Linked DNA regions of Homo sapiens: regions 2, 3 and 4 are each linked to region 1. Evidence: read pairs that join two places in POLR2A ChIA-PET (ENCODE). Cell type or tissue: CD4-positive, alpha-beta T cell. All regions are shown on one strand. Region 1 holds the start of TASOR (transcription activation suppressor). Region 2 overlaps ARHGEF3 (Rho guanine nucleotide exchange factor 3). Region 3 has its middle 11 kb from the start of ARHGEF3. Region 4 overlaps CCDC66 (coiled-coil domain containing 66).

Region 1 (4,000 bases):
CATAACCAGAGCCCATTTGAATGTACTTCCTACCTATTCTCTACCAATTGATTACACTGGGAACTTTTCTCATACAGACTATAATCATACATCTCAAATTTTAACTAAATACACGAAAAGAACTGAGTTTTGACCTTTAAAAGTATCTTTCTGAACCCTAAAATTACATTAACTCAAAAGATATTTCTAGAAACATTCCTCATGCTAATTTCCAAAGGTTAACTTCATCTTTGTCAACATGGTTTCTCACACCAAGTATTTTCTTGGCTTTGCCATCCAAACAAATGAACTTTATTTGTATTTTTCCAATAAAAGGCTCAAACAATTCCAGTAGTGCAAATGGAACTGGTGATGCTTATGGAAAGTCAGTATAATGCTACAGCCAAGACTCTGTACCAGATGGATGGAAAAGATACGGGAAAAAAACAAATCCTATTTTTTTCCAAAGTAAATAATGAAAACCTAACCATACAGTAGGGCAAAAAGGAAGTTGTCTAAATTCAGAATATCCAAAATTTACTGGATAGTTAAAAAATAATACCCCAATAACAAAAAACGATACTAATTTTGACCTCCATTAGGAATTCTGACTCCATATTAACAATATGGCATTAAGATTTTTTAAAAGTACAAGTAATTAATGTAACTGTTTCCATATGGGTTCCAAAAACTAAGACTGGACTTTTTTTTAACCTGAAGTTCTACCATCTAGAAGACCAAGTTGGTGACTCTTGAGAATAAGGTAACTTCTCATTAGTTTTTTTCCATTGGGAAATTACTGCTCCAAGAACCTACCTTTCCATTCTTTTCAAATATAAGAAAAACAATACTAAGTTCGAATTTAAAGAGAGAAAAACCTATTTAATCTAACGCTTCAAAAACAAGGGGGAAAAATCTACATGGAAATGAAGTGTGATGGAAAACAGCAGTGTGCATGGATCACATCTACTAATAGAGATTTCTAAATAAGGGAGGACGCTGACATCAAGCACATTTCAAGTAGACACACAGAACTGAAGAATTTCCACGGGGAGAAGCACTCATGGTCCTCAGAACATTGGCAATGGCCTTGGAGAAAGCCCCAGAATCCATGGCCACGGGCTATTTCCATAGCGAGACTTCTCAGAAGCATCCTTAGGAGGACACAACGGCTTCTCTGCTTTCAGGGGCTGGGAGGGAGGGGCGCCGAGCACCATCTTTCCTCTCTGGGAGCTGCAGCCTTACGGACAAGCTTCAAACCTGAGCTACTTCCAACTTCCGCGGGGAGGGGCAGCAGGGGAGCGTGGTTCCACCGCTTTCTCTCGCACCAAACGCGGCAGCTGGGCGGCCGTGGCGGTGAGGGGAGAGGCGGCCGGCGCTGCATGCGTGTTTACGTATCTCGGATGGGTGTGGGAAGAGGAGATAGAAAGATTCTAATGAAAAGATGGAGGGGAGAGAGAGAGGGGGTTGAGAAGAAGGGGAGGCACCACCTTTCTTTTCTCTGCTCTTCCTGGGGATCTGAAAACTCCTCCTAACAGGCCTTTCGGGCTCTTCGGGGCCTCTGGGCAGGGCGGCCGCGCCCGCCTCAGAGGAGTCCTGAGGCTGCTCGTGGCTGAGGCTCTGGGCGGCCTCGGCCCCCGCGTTCTCCTCACGCCCAGCGCCGCCGCTGGGCTCAGCGATGTTGAGGCCGCCGCCGCCGCCATTTTGTTGGGAGGACTCAAGCTCCGGAAGCGCCTGCTTCATCTCGTCGTCTCCGCCGCCGCCACTTTCCCAACTCGCATCCGTCGGCTGACAGGCCTCCGTCTCCACAGCAGTCGCCATCGCGCCGGCCTAAGGAGCTCTGGGAAGCTTCTGCCCACAAGGTCGACGGGTGTGGGGGGAAGGGGCGGCGGGCCAGTCTCGCCGCCGAGCTGCTCTCAGCCCACCCACCCCCTTCCCCCCGTGGCCTCAGGCTGCGCTCCCGACCTGGCAGCCTCTTGGGGGGCCCTGTAGCGGGCACCCCAAATGCGCTGCCCGGTCCTCGGAGCCGCTCCTCCCTCGGGCAGTTCTTCTGCCTTCCCCCGCCACTCAACGTGCGCGCGTCGGGGCCGGGAGGGGGCGGGGCCACCGCGGGCCACTCCACCAATGGGAGCGCGGCACCCGCCTGCGCGAGTGCGGAAATACCGCGCCGGGGGGCGGAGTTTCGGGGCGCCCGAGCCCGCCAAAAGGGGCGACCGCAACGCCCCGCGAGGACCTCGACGCCGCAGCCGTGGCCTGCGGAATGCGTGGGCCCCTGGCGATCTTCGGGTTCCCGGGGATTCCCCCGCCGCGCTGCAGGCGAGGGAGACTAGCTTGGCCTCTTCTCCGGAGCGCAGGCGTCGCCCATTTGTGGGCAAAACCCTTCCTCTGCGCACGAGTTATCTCGGCCCAAACGGGCTTCAGAGCAGTGGATGCGGGACGATCTCGGTTTTATGAACTATTTGCATGTGTACAAAAACCTGGAGAGGAGATAAAAGAATGGGCTAGGCGGTAATAGCCTAAAAGCCTCGACAGCCTTTGCGACCTGCTATTCTCACCGGATCTTGTATCTTTATGATAGATTACTCGCACCCGGCCTTCTCTTTTATCTCAGAGAGTGTGACCCAGTGTCACAGCTCCAGCAAGCACTTTCACCTGAGATCCTCTGATGGGACTTAACAACCTAGTGTTAACAGGATTTGGTTCTGGGGAGTTTGAGGGGAGGAGGCTGTTAACTTTTCCCATTTTTTTCCTTTAGTCGCACCCCCCCCCACCACACGCCATGGAGACCGCACCTGGCCTCCATTTGTTCCCTTTCTATGGTTACTTCTGTTAAAAATCTGGCCACTGATAAACCTCTAACTCCACTGTTTCTTCCACTGGAACGTTCATCAACGTTTTCCTATAGTAAATGTATATTAAAGAAAAAATAAACTTGCGGTCACATTAAAAAATACACAGCAGGTCGTCGCTCTCCCATAAAGGGAACAACTTCATAGTTAAGAGCCCTTTACATAGTGGTTTCTACCTTATCAGTATAAACTATCACGGGTTATCGTGAGTACAGCCAATATTTACTGAGTGCTTTCTACGTGCTAGACACGGACTGGACAAGTGATTTACGTGCATTGTCTCCATTTAATCCTCACAGCAACAGACATGAGGTAGATACTAGTTTGCAGAATTTGAAAGAAGCGTTGCAAGACACTGGACAAATTATGGTAACCGAAGATTTGAAACCGGGTCTATTTAACTCTCCGAGTAAGTACTTAAGCACTGCACTGACTGCTTCTCTAAGACCTAATTTTCACAGCAGCTGTGCACTTTTATTCATTTTATGGACGAAGCAACAGAGGGCTGACATTTTGTTGAGGGTCGCCAAGCAGCAGGATCAGGTTTGAGACCCAGATCTCTAGTCTCAAACTGTCTCCCAAGGAGTTTACAGACCAAATTATCATCATAATAAAGCCCCAGGCTTAAAGAGCATTCCTAAGGGCAACACGAAAGTTGGATTCTTTTGTCCTCTAATAAACATTACCACTGTTTAACAGCTGATATTAAAAAAAAATCATGAATTGCCCAACCTATTCGAAACAATTTAGTAAATCATACGAAAGAGAGTGTAAATCCATTATTAGTAAATAGTTTAAAAACACATTTTAGGCCAGGCGCAGTGGCTCACGCCCATAATCCCAGCATTTTGGGAGGCCGAGGCGGGCAGATCACCTGAGGTCAGGGGTTGGAGACCAGTCTGGCCAACATGGTGAAACCCCATCTCTACTAAAAATACAAAAATTAGCCGGGCATGGTAGCACATGCCTGTAATCCCAGCTACTCAGGAGGCTGAGGCTTGAGAATTGCTTGAACCCGGGAGGCAGAGGTTGCACTGACCTGAGATGGCACCATTGCACTCCACCCTGGGCTGAGACTTTGTCTCAAAACACACACACACATTTTAAAATATGTTTAAATGAAAAACTGAGGTCTAGGTTGAGGGAAAAATACATTATTTTAAGAAAAAGTT
Region 2 (4,000 bases), 100 kb after region 1:
TGGTTGCCAGTTGCCTCACATTAGGCATCCAAGGGGGATTTGATTTCCTTTTTGATAAAATGGCTCAACTCTTTCCTCCATATTAAGATAAGGTGCTATGAGGAAAAGATCCCAATTTCCTTCTTAAAAAAAAAAAAAAAGCTGGGGTTTGTTTTGTTTTTGTTAATGAGGGAACAGGGACAGCCTGGATAACTAAAATCCACAAAACACCCTGAGTTAGTTCAGTCTCAAACCCAAGCTGCAGACAGGCTTTCGGGCTGCTGGATTGAGACTCCAACAATCTCTTGCCCCGTCTCATGGAAGTGCTAAAGAGCAGATGATGAGAGAAGTCGCAAGAGAGTCTGGGCAAACCCACAAATTAAACCATCAACTCTCAGGTACATAAAACTGAACATATTAATGTTAGAGGGATGACGTTTATTCTCTGTATATCAAGCTCTGTCTGCCTGAGCCAGTCAGCACCAAAAGCAGATTCAGCACCTATGGCTTCTTGGCCAAAGTCTCCCTGTGAGGTGGTTGCTTTCGGGGGAGCCTTGAATAAGGGAGAGGTATAAGGAGGACAGTTGGCAGTTGGCTGAGCTCACACAATGCTGGCAGGAGCCTCTGAAACCATGCTCAGAGGCCCTGCCCAAACCAGCTTCCTATAAAACACAAATTAAAAAAACAGGGGTAGAAAGAAATCACACTTTATGACAATTTCTGTAGTCCTCCTAGCTTCATTTCCTCCTGGCCTCCCCTGTTTCCTTCAAGTCCAAAACACATGGTAGCAAAATACTATAGCTCTCTAGTGTTTGTAATAAACTGCATGGCAAAATGAAGGAAAGGTGGGGGTAGGCGGCAAGCGAGATGGATTTCTTCCGGTACACCCGGGAGAAGCAATTAATTTTACTACAAATTTGGAGAGGGTGAATGTTCATGGCATACCATTTTGTTTCTGAGAGAAGACTCAAGCAAGTCATTACCTTCATTCTTCTTGGTACCACTGAGTTTTTGCCCCCACATTGGAAAAGTAACCTCTCCTACTTGCCTGCCATGGGGAAATTCATTTTTGCTGAGTGAAGGTTTATGGGCTGAAAAAAAGAGCCTTGGGAAATAATTCAGTAAAATACAGGACTCTGAGAGGTGAAGCAGGCAGCAGCCTAGGTTACAAACATAATCTCTAAGCAGAGCCAGTAAAATAAAACAAAACCACTGTTTCAGACGCTGTATTTCTGGCTAAGGTTTCACTCTGCAATAACTTTCAAAGTTACTCGTTTTAGTCAACATTATAAGGGTAAGTCAACATTTGTCCTGGCAGCAAGCCCAAATCTGTTATTTTATTAGTCTGCTACTGGTTAAATTGGCCCAAGATTAAACACATCTAATAAACAGCCCTAAAACATTGAAGTTTAGCAGAAAACCACATTCAATTCTCTTTACACAGGATGTTACTATTACTTAACCTTGGGCAGAGGGAGAACTGCACACCCACACCCCTGTTAAGTTCCTTTTAGCAAACACCAGCCCCCACTGCCTGAAACTCATCTTGGTCATGCCCAGACATGATGCTACAGACCTTCAGAGAAAGAGGAAGCCAAATATTTAGCTCTCTCTGCGGTCCCTGGCTCCACATCTGCCTTCTGAGGCAGAAAGGGCCAGATGCTCAGAGCTGGAGAACTTTAAAGAGTTCAACCTCCTTAAAAATTAGGAGAGTTGCCAGCAGCATCAAGTCTCTGTGGCCCTTATGGGAAGGCCAGCCATGGGCCCGGAGGATGTTTTCTCACATCAGGTTATGCATTTTTGGCAAGAATGCCACAGAAATAACGTGCCTATAATGCCACACCCATCCGCCGGTCTGGAAAATGGGGCTGGACATCCCTGGTTGGATGATGCCAACAAGGCACCCAGAGGTAGAAAAGGTCTCCTGGTCACACAACGAGGCACCCAGAGGTAGAAAAGATCTCCTGGTCACAGCCACGGGGTCCAGAGGACAGTCTCTGTGACTTTGGGGTTCCGGAGTCAGTCATTTCCTACTGACTTCTTGGAAACCTTTGGGTGGAATATATGTTCTGCATTTGTTTATCACTGTAAAAGGGATTCCCTCGCTTCCCCTTGGGTGGGGTTGGAGAAGGAGGAAAAGGATGCCACTGGAGTTCCATTCCTGCTTCTTTAAGGACATTTTCTGGGCTCTCTCAGAGCTTAGGAATAATCTGAATGCCTCTGCAGCAAGTGACAAAGTTCTTATCACTCTGGCCCAAAGAGTGCATTGATTCTTTGCAAAGGATCTAAGGATAAAATATGAGCCAACCTGTCTGGTCAGAGTGCAATACCCTACGACCTTGGGCCCAAAATATAACCTCTATAAGCTAGTTTCCTCTACTGTGAAGTGAAGATGACTCTCCTACCTTCTCACAGAGTTGTTGGGAGGATCACAGGAGACTAGGTGTATAATATGCTTGGCAGACACCCGCCTGTTAGTCCTCAGTAAATATCAGAGTATTGTCCTTATTTCTGTTGTCCTGGGAGAGGCATGGTCTCTCTGCCAGCCTGCGCCCCTGCCCTCTTCTATTCCCTGCAGCACTGGATTTTGCCTTGATCCTTCCAGGGACAAAGCTAGAGTTCCACGTCACCTGCCAGAATCATACCAATAACTGCTCTGGCCACTGAGGCTGCTACGAGACCATGTATTTTGATGCCATATTCCTGCCTTCCTTTTCTTCCTGTGGTTTTATCATCTGTTTAGTCAAGCTCTGGCTGGATACGGCAAAACTAGCGGTGGTCTGGCAGGATTCAAGGCTATATTGGAAGAAAGGAAAGCAGTAAAATCTCAAGATAAGGACCCAAGTCCTAATCTTGGGTCCTTATAGATGGGTCTTGAGGTTTGCATTATCCTCCCACCCGCCCACTGCCACCAACACTGCTGAATTATGGGCTAGAAGAGCTGGTCTCCAGTCTTGCCAGATCCCAATACTGTCTGGAATTAGGCAATGAGAGGAACTCTGGTCATTCAACCCATGTCGGATGTGCAAGGTGAAACTTCACAAAAATAATGTGTAACCAAGAAAGGACCACACAGAACCACAGAAAAGTCCTCTCTCTTTCTCATCCATCTGTCGTTCTTTGAAGCTCAGCATTATCTTGCTTCCCAGAAGAGGAAAAAGAAGTAGGGAGATGAAAAAGGGTGCTCAGATCTTAATCTCAGTGTCCCAAAGGAAGGACAGACTGTTCCAGCTGAATCTGGGATGATCAAACACATCTCAGGCAAGCAAAGCTGACAGTCAGGTCTGTCATCCGACTGAAAACTAGACAGGGACCAGGGATCCTAACTGGTTGCTGGGTAAAAACTACAGGGACGTCTGACCAAGGGCACTGGGTCTGCAGAAGAAAATGGATCCCCTTCTCTTGATGTCTAGTTGGTTTCCGTTTTTGACAAGAACAACGGTTTTGAGCAGACAGGCCTTGCAGAGATGTGACCTCCAGAAAGAAACACAAAATATGTTCAAGATGCTCCCTGGTTAACTCCCAGCTGTCCCTTCTAGCACAAATTATCCCTTCAAATGTTTGGTCCATGTGTGTCCTCAGGAGCACATGTCCACACTTAGAACCAGGGGACACAGCACCCGGGTGTTTTAGAGCACTCTGCTCCCAGCCGAAAACAGAATACATTGAAATCTGATTATTCAGAATGGAAAAAGCTACTAGTCAAACAACCACATGGGATTGATTAAATTGGAAATAAATTTTTAAAAATCTTAAACTTTCCTGTTTTTGGCTTTCAGCTGACATCTTACCACTCACTGAGCAAGGGTATGCAGATAAATAAGATACAAAGCATGCTGTTCAGGAAACTGTGAGGTAAGTAATCTATAATGGATTCATCTGGCATTTCTGTTGCCCCCACACCCCCCAAATGAGCAGATGAATAGCTTCAAAATGTTATTCTTTGGGAGGGGTGTATGTGCATGTGTGCACAACACAAAACTGATTTCATTTGTTGAGACACTTTCCATCCTGTAGTGCA
Region 3 (4,000 bases), 130 kb after region 1:
GCATCAAAACCCAGAATGGGAATAAGGAGCCTCTTAATTTGTTCATCCAAACAAACGTGCACTGAGGAACTACTGTGTGCCACACCATGCTATATACAGATGGGTGCCTCAAGGATATGATGAAAAATTGACAAATCTATACTCCGAGTAAACTACCAAGTAAGCCACCCACTAGGAGATGTGTTCTGGCTCTTGGGACTTGATTTACAATCTGGTATCCAAGGTTCCAATTTAAAACATGCTTATCTTCATAGCCAGAGGGCATGACAGCATTTACGTTTTTAAAAAATTAGCTGTAGAGCAGAGAATGGGAGGAGGGCACTTGGCTTGAGATGTTTACTTGAAAAAAGACCTAGGGCTGGGGCTGGGGCAGATGGTGGGGGTGGGGGCATGGGCAGAAGACTTTAATTACAGAACAAGTTCAACTAGTAGAAACAGGTTCGGGGACTCCTGGCAAATATGTGTCTCATCTGGTGGGAGTGGAAACTGGCTGGCGTATGCTAGAAGCAGCATATTAGCTGAAAGTGTTCTGTGTGCTGTGGGTATTAGACACGCTTCACAAAGGGGCTAGTTGGTGTGGGTTAACTGAATGCTTTGGTTAAGTGGGAGCTGAATTAAGACAGTTTCTGCTTTACTTGATTTTTTTTCCATCTCAGAGCCAAAACCAAGCTCAGCAAACATAGTTCGCATGTGCCCACAATTCTGATTAAACCAAAAGCCTTGGCAATAGAGGACTGAACAGAAGCACTTAGTCACTAGTTCCCCAGATTTTATCATTGCACTATCATTTGATTCTTCAACTCTAGCATTAATAAGTACAACCAACTGATAGCTGTGCCTAGCTAATTCCTCTCATTCAAGGTTGTCTGTGACCCCCAGGCAAGGGTAATCCTTGTTTTGTGCCCTCAAGGTGCCAAGTACCTCTTCTTCCCCAGTAGTCAGCCTGCTCATATTGACTGATTTTATGTCTGTCTCCACTGCCTGGCTGCAAGCTACAAGGGGACAGGGACCATATCTATCTTGCTCATCACAGTAGCCCCAGCTCCTCCTATTACGCTGGCACATAGCAGACTCTCAGCTCATATTTGTTGAAATGAAAATTAAATTGAAATGGGGCTAATCAAAGAACACGTCACGGAGGAAGCAAATCCAGAGAAGATTTTTGCAAGGAGGAATACACCATATTTAAAACTTCTGAGATGGGACCAAAAAATAATATGCAGAATACTATAGTGGGCTGTTTGAAATTTTGAAAGGTAATTCAAATAGGCCCCTAATTTTAATGTTTAGCTTCTTGAAGAGTCCAAACCACTTTGAGAAACGGCTCCTACAGTGTTAGACTGTGGGGGCCTCTCAGATATGATAGAGCTTTCAGTTCCTTCCAGCTGTTTACACACTAATTCCTGAACAAGGTGGACTTGCCAGGAAGGCTGAAACTAGTGACAAAGGGACATCAAATAGCTTATTTTCAAAGACACTGTGCAACATGCTCATCTGCCCTTTTCCTTCCCTTTAAAGGTTATTTCTTTCATTCCCTTCTCTAGGTTTTTGATTCCAGGTTAAACTCTACAAAAATGTTTTTTTCCTCTTAACTTGCCATGCTCACACCTAATGCCATTTGTATCAAAACTCTGTTTTCTTGAGGTGGGCCCCAAGGGGCTGACTTTTAAGGGAGGGGGCAGATTTTGCCTGATGTTTCTGCAAGATTAAACATGGTGCTTATCTGAAGTTCAAGGCTGATGATAAATTATAGACTCAAGAACTTTTTATTCAAAGAAGCCAAAGGAAGAAGGAAACTTCTCTGCTAGCTGCTCCACCAAAGGGGAGTCATGTTCTCCCCTCCTAGAGCCTTACAAGAGATAATTTTGAGAGCTCATTCTGGTTTAGAGACAATACATGGTGAACAAAGCTCATCTGTCATTGAGTGGGAGGTAGGGAGGAAAGAAGGTAAGAGAGAATTAAAATTGTAAAGCCAACATCATGTGGATTCCTCCTTGAACTTTAATAACCCAGTGCTGCCTGCAGGCTCAGAAAAACCAAATGCAATGGGTAGGTACAAGGATTGCTCTGGTGCCAGGAAAATGCAATAAGACATAACTTTTATAAGGTAGGCAATGAAAGAGTGCCCTGCAGGAACAAAACAGGCTTTTAACATCTCCAAAGTTGGCAGCCAGATGCCTGAAACATTGGTTTAGTGCATCCAAAACACACAACAGATAGAACCACTTTCTTTAAGATGAAGTCATCTTCCAGGAGAAACAATAGCTGGGAAGGCTGGGTTTTTATGATTCATGGGAGGAGGAGAATTTGATCTGTATTTTCTTTGCCACAGTCTATCCCATTTTAATGCATGTTAGAGGTTTTCCACATGTTAGGCAAATTTTCTAGAATGTTTTGAAAGGGAAAAAATTCTGCAGACTGCCTCAGTTACTGAAAGAGTTCTCTTTCTCCCCTGGCTGGGGAGGGATCCAGTTCTGTCTCACCGTGTTATCGAAAAGATCTGAAACTACAACTCTTCATTTGGATTCTGCTGTTATGAAATGCAGTTTGGGGTATCTTGTTACACTTTACTCCCAGAAGTGTTAAAGGAAGTGCCTGTCATCAAAATTCAAAAATAAATATAAAAATGATGCTGGCAGAGCTCAAAAACTAAAAGGATCAGCATTTTGCTTCAGTTTCCTGTTCATAAAACTTTATAAAAACAACCCACCCATTTAAAAAAAACCTGTAACAATAGTTCACTATTCTTTTCCTAAATGCTTGCCTCATGCCACTCTGAAATTAGGTGCCATCACGTTTCCTGAGTTATGGGCCCCAAACACCACATCCTTTTCCTCCCTCCCACACCCCCACCCCACCTGGCATCATTCCTGAATTTAGATGCTTCTCCAGTTTCTGAGCTCAGTAGACAGATGCCAACATTCTCCCTCCTACCTGTCCTGAAGTGGCCAAGCATCTGTACCAGCTGGAAGCAGGAATAATTGAGGCTTCCTTCCCCCAAATTAATTCTCACTTCCTAGAGAAGCTTTTAATATGGAAGGTTAAATTATAAAGTGAAGAGCTAGTAAACTGAAAAAGAATAAGATATTTCCCTCCCACTCTGCCTTTACAGCAAAATTTTCTTTGTGGAATACTCAACACTCTGTCCTTCTTTCTGGAAGAACATAGAATACAAGCTCTAGAACAAGCTTTTCCAACCCATGGCCCACAGGCTGCATGCATCCCAGGATGGCTTTGAATGTGGCCCAACATAAATTTGTAAACTTTCGTAAAACGTTATGAGACTTTTTTTTGCGATTTTTTTTAAGCTCATCAGCTATTGTTAGTGTTAGTGTATTTTATGTGTGGCCCAAGACAATTCTTCTTCCACTGTGGCCCACGGAAGCCAAAAGATTGGACACCTCTGCTTTAGAATGAGAAGCCTGGGTTCAAATACCAAGTTTTCACTTGCCAACTATATGACTTTGGACAGTTTACTTAATGATGACAAACATCAGTTTAAGCATCTATAAAATGGGGATATGAGAGTTTCAAGGTTTTAATGAGTTAAAAACACATGAATAATCCAATAAGATAATATGTATGTCAGATTTCTAAGCATACAGTTAGCACGTCATGCTATTATTAACCCTTCCGGTAAATAAATCATCCTTCTCCCTTTTTTTTTAAATGAATTAAGGAAAAAAGGTGGAATTTGGAGAACTTTTCCAACACTCCTTGCTTCCAAAGACATTAATTCTTTGATTTAATCTTATAATTTCAAAAAAGGATATGACTGTTGCACATATATAAAAGAAGCAGCAGAGTGAAGAGTGAACTGACCTAAATTAGAAGACATGGGCCAGGTGCAGTGGCTTACACCTATAATCCCAACACTTTGGGAGGCCAAGGTGGGAGGATCACTAGAGCCCAGGAGTCTGAGACTAGCCTGGGCCACAAAGTAAGACCTCATCTCTACAATAATAATAACAATTATTATTATAACAATTAGCCAGGCACA
Region 4 (4,000 bases), 89 kb before region 1:
GTAGAATATATTTTTTTCCTTTTTTAAAAGAGTATCCTAAACTCATCAATTAAAGTGGCAGCAAACTTTTATGCTACTGTTTTCATTTTTTACTTTTTCCTTAAGATTCAAAGACTCGTTCTGGACACAGTATATTTTTGTTATTGAAACATCATAGGCTGTGATAGAGCTGTAGTAGCAGAAACCTAGAAGACAGAGGTTCTCCTAGAGAGAGACATGATTCAATAGGGAAAGTCTCTTGCTCTCACACATCTTTCTATATTCTCCTTGTTCTTGGTCCAAAGACAATATTCCAAATGTTGTATTCCAAAGCCAAATGTAAAACAATATTCATCTGTTTTAAATTAATAACTCTTTCAGCCTCTAAAAGAGACTTAGAATTTTGAAAAACAATATTTTTGAGACAGGGTCTCACTCTGTTGCCCATGCTGGAGTGCAGTGGCATGATTTCAGCTCACTACAACCTCCACCTCCCGGGTTCAAGTGATTTGTGTCTCAGCCTCTCAAGTAGCTGGGATTACAGACATGCACCACCACAGCTGGCTAATTTTTTTTTTTTTTTTCAGTAGAGATGAGATTTTGCCATGTTGGCCAGGGGCTGGCCTTGAACTCCTGGGCTCAAGTGATCTGCCCATGTCAGCCTCCCAACATGCTGGGATTATAGTCATGAGCTGCTGCATCCAGCTGAATTTTGAAAGTCTTTTAATTGTTTTGGAGAAAGAATTTTCTGTTTTTCATTAGAAAATTCCCTTCCCTTACACTTAGATATCTTATTATATATCTCTGATCTAGTATATTTAAAATATGATTCTGAGAATCAGAATATATCTACTTAATTCTTTGAATTCAAATTCGTTTGAAGTTATTGCTCCTCTTACAGATAAATGCCTCAGTGGATTAAATCTGTATGTTACTTTGGCAAGATTTGCACATATTAAGTGATTAGAAAAAGAGAACTGAACTTTAGATGGCTTTTATGGCTGTTGTTTAGGAAACAGTACTGCTGGAGCACCCTTTCAGTGCTGTGAAACAAGAACTGCAAAGAAAATGGATTGAAGAGTTGAATAAGCAAATAGAAGATGACCGTCAAAGAAAAATAGAGGAAAAAATTATATATTCAAAGGTAACTTATGAGGTTTTGTGGCTATAAAAGAAAAAATAAAATCAAAGTCTTTAATCAATTAAAACTAGAAGTATTCTGAAACTCTTGACAAGACCAGAATATTCCATTTATTCCACATTTGCCCATGTGAACCTGTTTCATTGAATGCATTATGTGATGTTGCATAGCTTCTTACAACTTTTTAGAAATTTCCTAATTCTTTGAATTTCTCAAATTTTCAAAGCTAGTGATCTATATGTATAAGGACTCTAAACAGTACAGTCTTGTTAATTTTTATGATGCTTATTCTGCTCTAAGGTGACTTTTAGAAATCATCTTTGGTTGTCATTTAGAATTATATATGAGAATAATTGGAAAAATTCTTAGCAATTCTTATTTGTCATCATTAGGGTGAGGAACATGACAGATGGGCAATGCACTTTGATTCATTAAAGAGTTATCCTGGTTCTCAATCTCAGCTGTTCTCTCAGTCAACACACAAACAACCTGAGTACTTCTGTGTCTCTCCTGACACTCAGGAGCTGGCTGATGTCAGCAGTGTTTGTACACCTACAACCGGAAGCCAGGTTGAACCTTCAGAGGAGGAGCATATAGCAAAACCTATTAAGGATGTGGTTATGGCAAACAGTAAGAAAACAAAGTAAGTTCATGCTTATGTATTTATTGACTTTTCAGAAAGTCTGTGTGCTTTAGTAAGACTGTTGTTATGTCTAATTGGTTTCAGGTTTGGTATTTGTCTTTGAAATAGAAATAATTAGTAGATTTATCCCAAACAAAAATGATTTAGCTTGTTGAATCTACCTTTTTGAGGTTTTGAATAGCTAATGTATGTATCTTGCCAGCTTTCTCCGTTCTATGACTGCTCTCTTGGACCCAGCTCAGATTGAGGAACGAGACAGACGACGACAAAAACAATTAGAGCATCAGGTATTGCATTGTTAAACATTGTTCTTTACCTTAATAAGTAACAGTCATGGTGAACATATACCTAAGTAAATGGAAATTTAAATTCTGATGTAAACTTTACAGCATAGGTCCTGTCCAGTTGTGTCACGAATCCAATCCCTACCACAACTGGCATTGTAATATTAGAATTAGCTTATCAAATGCTACAGCCACCTGCCTTCCAGTACAGAAGGTCTTTAATATATTAAGTTGTATATGTGAATTTGTGTTGTCTTAGGTTAGTACTGGTTTTTTTTTTTTTCATCAATTTATTTCTCCTGAGTTCTGTTTAAGATGAGAATTCATTCTTTGAATAGGGATTGAACTAGAATTATGACTAAGAAATCTAATGCATAATGGCCGGGCACGGTGGCTCACGCCTGTAATCCCAGCACTTTGGGAGGCTGAGTGGGCAGATCACGAGGTCAGGAGATCAAGACCATCCTGTGAATGGTGAAACCCCGTCTCTACTAAAAATACAAAAAATTAGCTGGGCGTGGTGGCAGGCGCCTGTAGTCCCCAGCTACTCGGGAGGCTGAGGTGGGAGAATGGCATGAACCTGGGAGGCAGAGCTTGCAGTGAGCTGAGATTGTGCTACTGCACTCCAGCCTGGGCGACAGAGTGAGACTCCATCTCAAAAAAAAAAAAGAAATCTAATGCATAATATAAGAAAGGAGGCTAAAATTAAAATTAAAACTTCCTGTCCTGATTTTAGCCTAATGCTAAAGGGACTTTAATATCTGCATAATTCTTCAAATCCTTTGATATATGAATTTGGCATCATTAATGTTATGCTTAGTCAGTGAGCAGACATTTGCAGAGCATCTGCTACTTAACAGGCACTATGCTAAGCACTGAGATTATTTCTTCAGTTTTTTTTAATACCATTTCCTCCAGTAGCCCTCCTAGGGTTGAAGAAAAGGCATGTAGAACTTGACAGTACAAATGGGAGATGGGAGAAATGCATTGGAAATTTGACATTTCCACTTCACTTATATAAATAATACTTTCAGTATGCTGATAAAAACTTATTTCTACAGTCACCAAACTAATGCTTCATGGATTTTAAAAATTGATATATAATGTTTTATATATTTATAGGATACATATGATATTTTGTTATATATGTAGAATGCGTAATGATTCAGCCAGAGTATTCTGGTATCTATCACCTTGAGTATTTATCATTTCTGTGTTGGGAACATTTCAAGTTTACTAGCCAATTTGAAATATATAATACATTGTTGCTGACCATAGTCACCTTACTATTGCTATCAAACATTAGAACTTATTCCTTTCATCTAACCATATGTTTGTACCCATTAACCTACCTCTCTTGATCACTACCACCCTCACACACACCCTTCCCAGCCTTTGATACCTATCATTCCATTCTTTAGCTCGTTGAGACCTACTTTTTTAGCTCCCACATATGAGTGGGAACATGTGATGTTTATCTTTATATACCTGGCTTATTTCACTTAACATAATGACGTCCAGTCCCATCTGTGTTGCTGTAAATGACAAGATTCTATTCTTTCTTTATGGCCAAATAGTATCCCATTGTGTATATACCACATTTTGTTTATCTATTTGTTCATCAATGGACACTCAGATTGTAAATAGTGCTACAGTTAGCACAAGAGTGCAGGTTTCCTTTTGATATACAGATTTCATGTTCTTTCGATAAATATCCAGTACTGGGAATGCTGGATCATATGGTAGTTCCATTTTTAGTTTTTTGAGACGTCTCCATACTGTTTTCCATAGTGACTGTATTTATTTACATTCCCACTAACAATGTATAAGGATTCCCTTTTCTCCGCTTCCTTGGCAGTATCTGTTAGTTTTTGTCTTTTGGTATGTTTGTTTGTTTGCTTGTTTTTGAGACAGGGTCTTGCTCTGCTGCGCAGTCTGGTATGCAGTGGCATA

What was found. ChIA-PET counts read pairs that join two places held together with the same protein. Peaks named below come from ENCODE experiments on the same cell type or tissue, not always from the same donor. Only the 100,000 strongest peaks of a DNase experiment are listed, where the experiment ranks them.
Region 2: POLR2A ChIA-PET joins it to region 1 with 14 read pairs; 11 of 35 experiments call an interaction of 5 or more read pairs at or near these places.
Region 3: POLR2A ChIA-PET joins it to region 1 with 18 read pairs; 19 of 35 experiments call an interaction of 5 or more read pairs at or near these places.
Region 4: POLR2A ChIA-PET joins it to region 1 with 50 read pairs; 7 of 35 experiments call an interaction of 5 or more read pairs at or near these places.

The regions. Positions count from the first base shown.
Region 1 is chr3:56,681,207-56,685,206 of GRCh38, forward strand. TASOR (transcription activation suppressor) reads right to left here and starts at 2,059. Exons shown (of 24, transcript NM_001365635.2): 1 at 1,470-2,059. The coding sequence starts at 1,800. RefSeq lists enhancers at 890-1,834, 1,042-1,161, 1,582-1,751 and a silencer at 1,892-2,191. In CD4-positive, alpha-beta T cell, no CTCF peak of the experiment used is centred here; DNase peaks (open chromatin) are centred at 1,335, 1,725 and 2,125; H3K4me3 peaks cover 2,691 bases; H3K27ac peaks cover 1,967 bases.
Region 2 is chr3:56,782,525-56,786,524 of GRCh38, forward strand. The region is part of intron 1 of ARHGEF3 (Rho guanine nucleotide exchange factor 3); the gene reads right to left. Among named protein-coding and RNA genes, the nearest start is that of ARHGEF3, 17 kb to the right of the region's middle. RefSeq lists an enhancer at 1,280-1,679. In CD4-positive, alpha-beta T cell, no CTCF peak of the experiment used is centred here; DNase peaks (open chromatin) are centred at 497 and 1,527; H3K4me3 peaks cover 1,954 bases; H3K27ac peaks cover 3,915 bases.
Region 3 is chr3:56,811,008-56,815,007 of GRCh38, forward strand. It overlaps a transcript of ARHGEF3 not described here. Among named protein-coding and RNA genes, the nearest start is that of ARHGEF3, 11 kb to the left of the region's middle. In CD4-positive, alpha-beta T cell, no CTCF peak of the experiment used is centred here; no DNase peak of the experiment used is centred here; H3K27ac peaks cover 2,536 bases.
Region 4 is chr3:56,591,979-56,595,978 of GRCh38, forward strand. CCDC66 (coiled-coil domain containing 66) reads left to right here. Exons shown (of 18, transcript NM_001141947.3): 8 at 992-1,123; 9 at 1,513-1,763; 10 at 1,966-2,050. Among named protein-coding and RNA genes, the nearest start is that of CCDC66, 37 kb to the left of the region's middle. In CD4-positive, alpha-beta T cell, no CTCF peak of the experiment used is centred here; a DNase peak (open chromatin) is centred at 1,683; H3K4me3 peaks cover 875 bases; H3K27ac peaks cover 2,868 bases.